Linked DNA regions of Homo sapiens: region 2 is linked to region 1. Evidence: chromatin loops called from intact Hi-C (ENCODE). Cell type or tissue: heart right ventricle. All regions are shown on one strand. Each heading gives the region's core, and the rest is flanking DNA. Links, peaks and the distances in the headings are about the cores only.

Region 1 (2,909 bases), core at 99-2,598:
ATTCGCTCATTTTAACAAAACGTTACTACTGCAAAAAAAAGTGATGTGTCAATTTAATAATTTAGCCGAATAATTTACCCGATTCCCTCTCCAATTTAAAGCATCAAATTACAATTTGTGTAAATAAAAATTAATATCTAGTAGGTTCCAGTTCTAGAAAGAGCATAATGATGGCCTAGCCCCACATCTTCCCACTCTAAAAACCAATACAGAGCAACAGGAATGAATGCCAACTGCATACACATACATGCACGTGCACACAGACGTATACACATCTCTCATTAGAAACGACATCTTCAGTGAAACCAGGGAACAGAGAAAACCCGCACATTCCAAGTTGTGTGAAAATGAAGCCCGAAACACCATAAATCAAGAACCCACAACAGTATAAGACAGAAGCAGCATGAATAATTTCAGTGTAAAAACTAAAACGGTGGCCGGGCACAGCGGTCCCCGCCTGTAATCCCAGCACTTCGGGAGGCAGAGGTGGGCAGATCACCTGAAGTCAGGAGTTTGAGACCAGCCTGGCCAACATGGTAAAACCCCATATCTATTAAAAATATAAAAAAATTAGCCGGTGGCCGGGCGCAGTGGCCCACGCCTATAATCCCAGCACTTCGGGAGGCAGAGGTGGGCAGATCACTTGAAGTCAGGAGTTCGAGACCAGCCTGGCCAACATGGTAAAACCCCATCTCTACTAAAAATATAAAAAATTTAGCCGGGCGTGGTGGTGGGCTCCTGTGGTCCCAGCTACTAGGCAAGCTGAGACAGGAGAACTGCTTGAACCCAAGAGGCAGAGGTTGCACTGAGCCGAGATTGCGCCATTGCACTCCACCCTGGGTGACAGAGAGACTCCGTCTCAAAAAAAGAAAAAAGAAAAAAAAAAGATCTCTAAGCATATACAAGTATATGGGATTATCTCTAGGCCAAAAAAAAATTTTTTTGTTGTTTTTTGAGATGGAGTCTCACTCTGTCACCCAGGCTGGAGTGTAGTGGCACAGCCCTGGCTCACTGCAGCCTCTTTCTCCCAGGCTCAAGTGATCCTCTCACCTCAGCCTCCCGGGTGGCTAGGACTGCAGGTGTACACCACCACGCCTGGCTAATTTTCTGTATTTTTGGTAGAGACAGGGTTTCGTCATGTTGCCCAGGCTGGTCTTAAACTCCTGAGCTCAAGCGATCTGCCAAGCTTGGCCTCCCAAAGTGTCGGGATTACAGGCGGGGGCCACCACACCTGGCCAGAAAACTTTAAAAAAACAGGATATGGCTGGGCGCAGCGCTCACGCCTGTAATCCTAGCACTTTGGGAGACTGAAGTGGGAGAATCGCTTGAGCCCAGGAGTTTGAGACCAGCCTGAACAGCATAGTGAGGTCTCATCTCTATTAAAATAATAATAAATAAGTAAAAGCAGGAGAAAAAGACACGATAGTGTACACAGTATGCTGCCTTTTGTGTAGGCAAAGTGGAGTACGGAACGAGAATATATATTTGTATTTGGTTACATTCTCATGAAGAAACGCCTGAAGGATAAAAAGAAACCACGAAAACTTTACCTCTAGAGGGCAGCAGTGGGTGGCAGGGGCGGCAAGGGTAGGAGTAAGATTTCTCTGCACACACAATTCGGTAGCTATAACTTTAAATCATGTAACTACATTATCTTTTTGAAATCATTTAACCATATTATCTATTCAAGATTAATGTTTATTAAAGAAAACAGATGTCTGATTATCTCAGTTATATTTTACATTTATTTAATTATGCAAGTTTTAATGGACAAATATATAAATGTGAAATAGAGATAATTTTAATTATGTATATAACATTCCCGCAGTAGACTCACTCACACGATCTATGTACTTAAATACAATTTTCAAGTAGGCAAAAACTTTGGTATGAAGGTTAATCTTTGAAGGTCCGGGCACAATGGAAACTGTTCTCACTGGGAAATGACAAATGCTCATTCTCATTTCTTGTAGCAACCCATTGTGTGACCTTGGGGAAGTTACTTCACTGCCTCATTCACGTTTTTATTTAATGATTAAAAACTGATCAACTGATCTCTACAACAGTTTCCTCTACCTCAACATTCTGCGATTGTGCTGAATTCACTGCTAAGGTCCAGACCTGAGATTCTCCAACTTTCCTTTCCTTTCCATTATCTCACTTAGGCAAAGGCCAGGACTCAGTTCCAGGTAGGAAAACGAAGACAGGATGCAAGAATTACTTCCCACCTCAGCTTTCCCAGTAGCTGGGAGCGTGAACCACCACGCCCAACTAATTTGTTTTTATTTTATTTTTTTGAGACAAGTCTCACTCTGTCGCCCAGGCTGGAGTGCAATGGCACAATCTCGGCTCACTGCAACTTCCACCTCCCGGGCTCAAGTGATTCTCCTGCCTCAGCCTCCCGAGTAGCTGGGATTACAGGTGCCCGCCACCACACTCGGCTAATTTTTTTTATTTTTAGTAGAGACGGCGTTTCACCATGTTGGCCAGGCTGGTCTTGAACTCCTGACCTCAGGTGATCCACCTAAGGTCCAGCCTAAGAATTACTGGGTTCAATTCCACTTACCCTTAAGTGAAAACCCTACTAATAGTAAAAGTTAGTTATGGACTAATTGAAGAACTATGTTGTTAAAGTTATTTTTATTTATTTATTTTTGAGACAGAGTTTCACTCTTGTTGTCCAGGCTGGAGTACAATGGTGCAATCTCAGCTCACTGCAACCTCCGATTCCCAGGTTCAAGCGATTCTCCTGCCTCAGCCTCCCTAGTAGCTGGGAATACAGGCGCGTGCCACTATGCCCAGCTAATTTTTTTGTATTTTTAGTAGAGACGAGGTTTCACCATGTTGGCCAGGCTGGTCTCAAACTCCTGACCTCAGGTGATTCGCCCACCTCAGCCTCCCAAAGTGCT
Region 2 (2,909 bases), core at 326-2,825, 140 kb after region 1:
TATTGGCCAGGCTGGTCTCGAACTCCTGACCTCAAGCGATCCACCCACCTTGGCCTCCCAAAGTGCTGGGATTACAGGCATGAGCCACAGCACCCAGCATATATATATACTTTTTTTTTTTTTTGAGACAGAGTCTTGCTCTGTCGCCTAGGCTGCAGTACAATGGCGTGATCTCAGCTCACTGCAACCTCCGCTTCCTGGGTTCAAGCAATTCTCCCGCCTCAGCCTCCTGAGAACCTGGGATTGCAGCCTCCCGAGAACCTGGGATTGCAGGCACCTGCTGCCATGCCCAGCGAAGATTTTGTATTTTTAGTGGAGACGGGGTTTCACCATGTTGGCCAGGTGGGTCTCAAACTCCTGACCTCGTGATCCACCCGCCTTGGCCCCCCAAAGTGCTGGGATTACAGGGGTGAGACACCACGCTCGGCCTTTATATATATTTTTAGAGAGGGGGTCTCATTTTGTTGCCCAGGCTGGTCTTGAACTCCTGGGCTCAAGCAATCTTCCCGCCTCAGCCTCTCAAAGTGCTGGGATTACAGGCATGAGCCACCGTGCCCGGACATATCAAAAGCTTTAAATGAAAGAGCTCCAAGACCAACTGGTCCAAACCAGATGAGGAAACTGAGGCACAGGAAAAGGGTGTGGTTTGCTCAGGGTCACACAGCCGGGATCAAAACCAGGACTCTTGACACCCAGTCCAGTGTTACGTCCTCTCCCCTGAGCTTCCCACCCCCTCCTGGGCAGCCCCTCCGCTGGGCCGGTCCCCCTACATCAGCTGGGGCAGAGGCCTACCCCGTGACGAGGGAGGTGAGGAAGCTGAGCACGGGCAGCAGGACCTCATGGCTGATCCGGGGCAGGATGTCCATGAGTGTGGTGTCTGAGAGGTACACGATGATCTTCTGAGTCAGCGTCACCGCGGCCAGCAGCCCCGCCTCCTTACGGCTGTTCAGTCGGCTGGGGCCTGAGGCACTCCCTGGGGCCACCTAGAGCCACCGAGCAGATGAGGGCCGGGCAGCCCCACAGACCCCCTGGCACCAAGAGAGCCCGGGCCGGCCCTCAGGTCCTCAGCCTTCCCAGCCCCGGGCCTGCCAAACCAGCGACTGACCAGGTAGCTGATGTAGGGCAGGTACTGGTAGGTGAGGACAGGCTCCCCATACAGGCGGGCGATGTGGAGGAGGCAGCTGAGCACAGGCCCTGACACGATGTCGCCCAGGACCGGCCTCTTCTGGTAGATGTTGCCGGCGCTCAGCGGTGGGCTCTCGCCACTGCTCACTGTGAACTGCTGCCGAGTGGGTCCTGCCACGGAAGGGCCAGCAGCCCTGAGTCGCCAGTGGAGGGCCGGGGGTAGCCTGGCCCTGCAGGGCTGTGCTGGCCGCTTGAGCTCACTCTAGCTGGGGGCCCAGCCTGGCCCTACCCAAGGCTGGCACTTAGACTGGGACCCAGCACCTGGCCGGGGGGTGGTTTGAGGGAGGGGTGGGAAGGATCCCCGCCGGAGAGCGCTGAAGCTAGGCAGAGGGCCTGGGAGAAAGCCTCATCTCCAGCACTGACCGCAGGCCTCCTTACCAACATAACAAGACGTCAGCAGGCGGAGCAGGTTCCGGGCCACGTGGCGAGAGGCCACTGTGGGGCCGAGCTTGGCAGACAGCCAGCGGACCATCTTGCAGGCTGTATCTGCGGGGTGGGAGCAGGCCCTGAGCTCCTCAGATAACAGGGGCTCATCACCCCTCCCACCCCACCCCACGGCACCCCACTCAACCACCTGCGGCTGCAGCTCTGCCAAGAGCCCAGCCCGGGCCGGCTGTCCCACACCACCCCCTCCACGTAACAGCGGCAGAGGTGCCCAGGCCCTGGCCTGTGGGACTCTGGCTGCCGCAGGTTCCTCTCCACAGGCACGACCCGCAGGAAGTTAGCCTGCCCGTGGGTCTTCTGAAACTCCTTAACAAGGCCTGGCCCGGCCCTGGCCACCTTCCCTCTGGCCTCTCTTCCCTCCACTCCCTCGGTCTCGCCATAACGGCCTTTCCCTGCTTCTCTTCTTCTTCTTCTTCTTTTTTTTTTTTTTTGAGACAGAGTCTCGCACTGTTGCCCAGGCTGGAGTGCAATGGCACAATCTCAGTTCATTGCAACCTCCACCTTCCACCGCCCTGACTCTCCTCCTTGAACCTCCGGGTTCAAGCGATTCTCCTGCCTCAGCCTTCCAAATAGCTGAGATTACAGGCACCCTCCACCATGCCCAGCTAAGTTTTTGTATTTTTAGTAGAGATGGGGTTTCACCATATTGGCCAGGATGGTCTCAATCTCCTGACCTTGTGATCCATCCGCCTCAGCCTCCCAAAGTGCTGGGATTACAGGCGTGAAGCACCGCGCCCGGTCCCCCGCTTCTCTTCTTTAATGGAACATGACAGCCTCAGAGCCTCACACATGCTGTTCCCTCAGCCTTCAGACTTTCTTTTTGCCCATTTTTGTCTACCTTCTTCCTACTCCTCCTTGAACCTCAACTGTCTCTCCTTTTAAGGAAGCCTGCTCTGACCCTTGAAAACTAGATGTAAAAGCACCATTTTTTTTTTCTTTTTTGAGACGGAGTCCCGCTCTGTTGCCCAAGCTGCAGTGCAGTGGTGTGATCTCAGCTCACTGCAACCTCCACCTCCTGGGTTCAAGTAATTCTCCTGCCTCAGCCTCCTGAATAGCTGGGATTACAGGTGCCCGCCACCACGCCTGGCTAATTTTTGTATTTTTAGTAGAGATGGGGTTTCACCATGTTGGCCAGGCTGGTCTCGAACTCCTAACCTCAAGTGATCCTCCTGCCTCGGCCTCCCAAAGTGCTGGGATTAGAGGCGTGAGCCACGGCGCCCGGCCGAAAAGCTCCATGTTGCACTCCCTCCTAGGAATGCAGCCATGTTCTTTATCGCACT

What was found. Peaks named below come from ENCODE experiments on the same cell type or tissue, not always from the same donor. Only the 100,000 strongest peaks of a DNase experiment are listed, where the experiment ranks them.
Region 2: it touches region 1 in a loop (2.0-fold over the local background); 51 of 110 quality-filtered maps call a loop at or near these places.

What each region holds. Positions count from the first base shown.
Region 1 is chr17:1,864,287-1,867,195 of GRCh38, reverse strand. The region is part of intron 5 of RPA1 (replication protein A1); the gene reads right to left. Among named protein-coding and RNA genes, the nearest start is that of RPA1, 36 kb to the right of the region's middle. In heart right ventricle, for the core only: a CTCF peak has its summit at 1,547 (motif pointing right); no DNase peak of the experiment used is centred there.
Region 2 is chr17:1,729,142-1,732,050 of GRCh38, reverse strand. It overlaps WDR81 (WD repeat domain 81), which reads right to left. Exons shown (of 10, transcript NM_001163809.2): 2 at 1,564-1,671; 3 at 1,106-1,296; 4 at 793-983. Among named protein-coding and RNA genes, the nearest start is that of WDR81, 5.9 kb to the right of the region's middle. In heart right ventricle, for the core only: no CTCF peak of the experiment used is centred there; DNase peaks (open chromatin) are centred at 890 and 1,590; H3K4me3 peaks cover 1,088 bases; H3K27ac peaks cover 2,251 bases.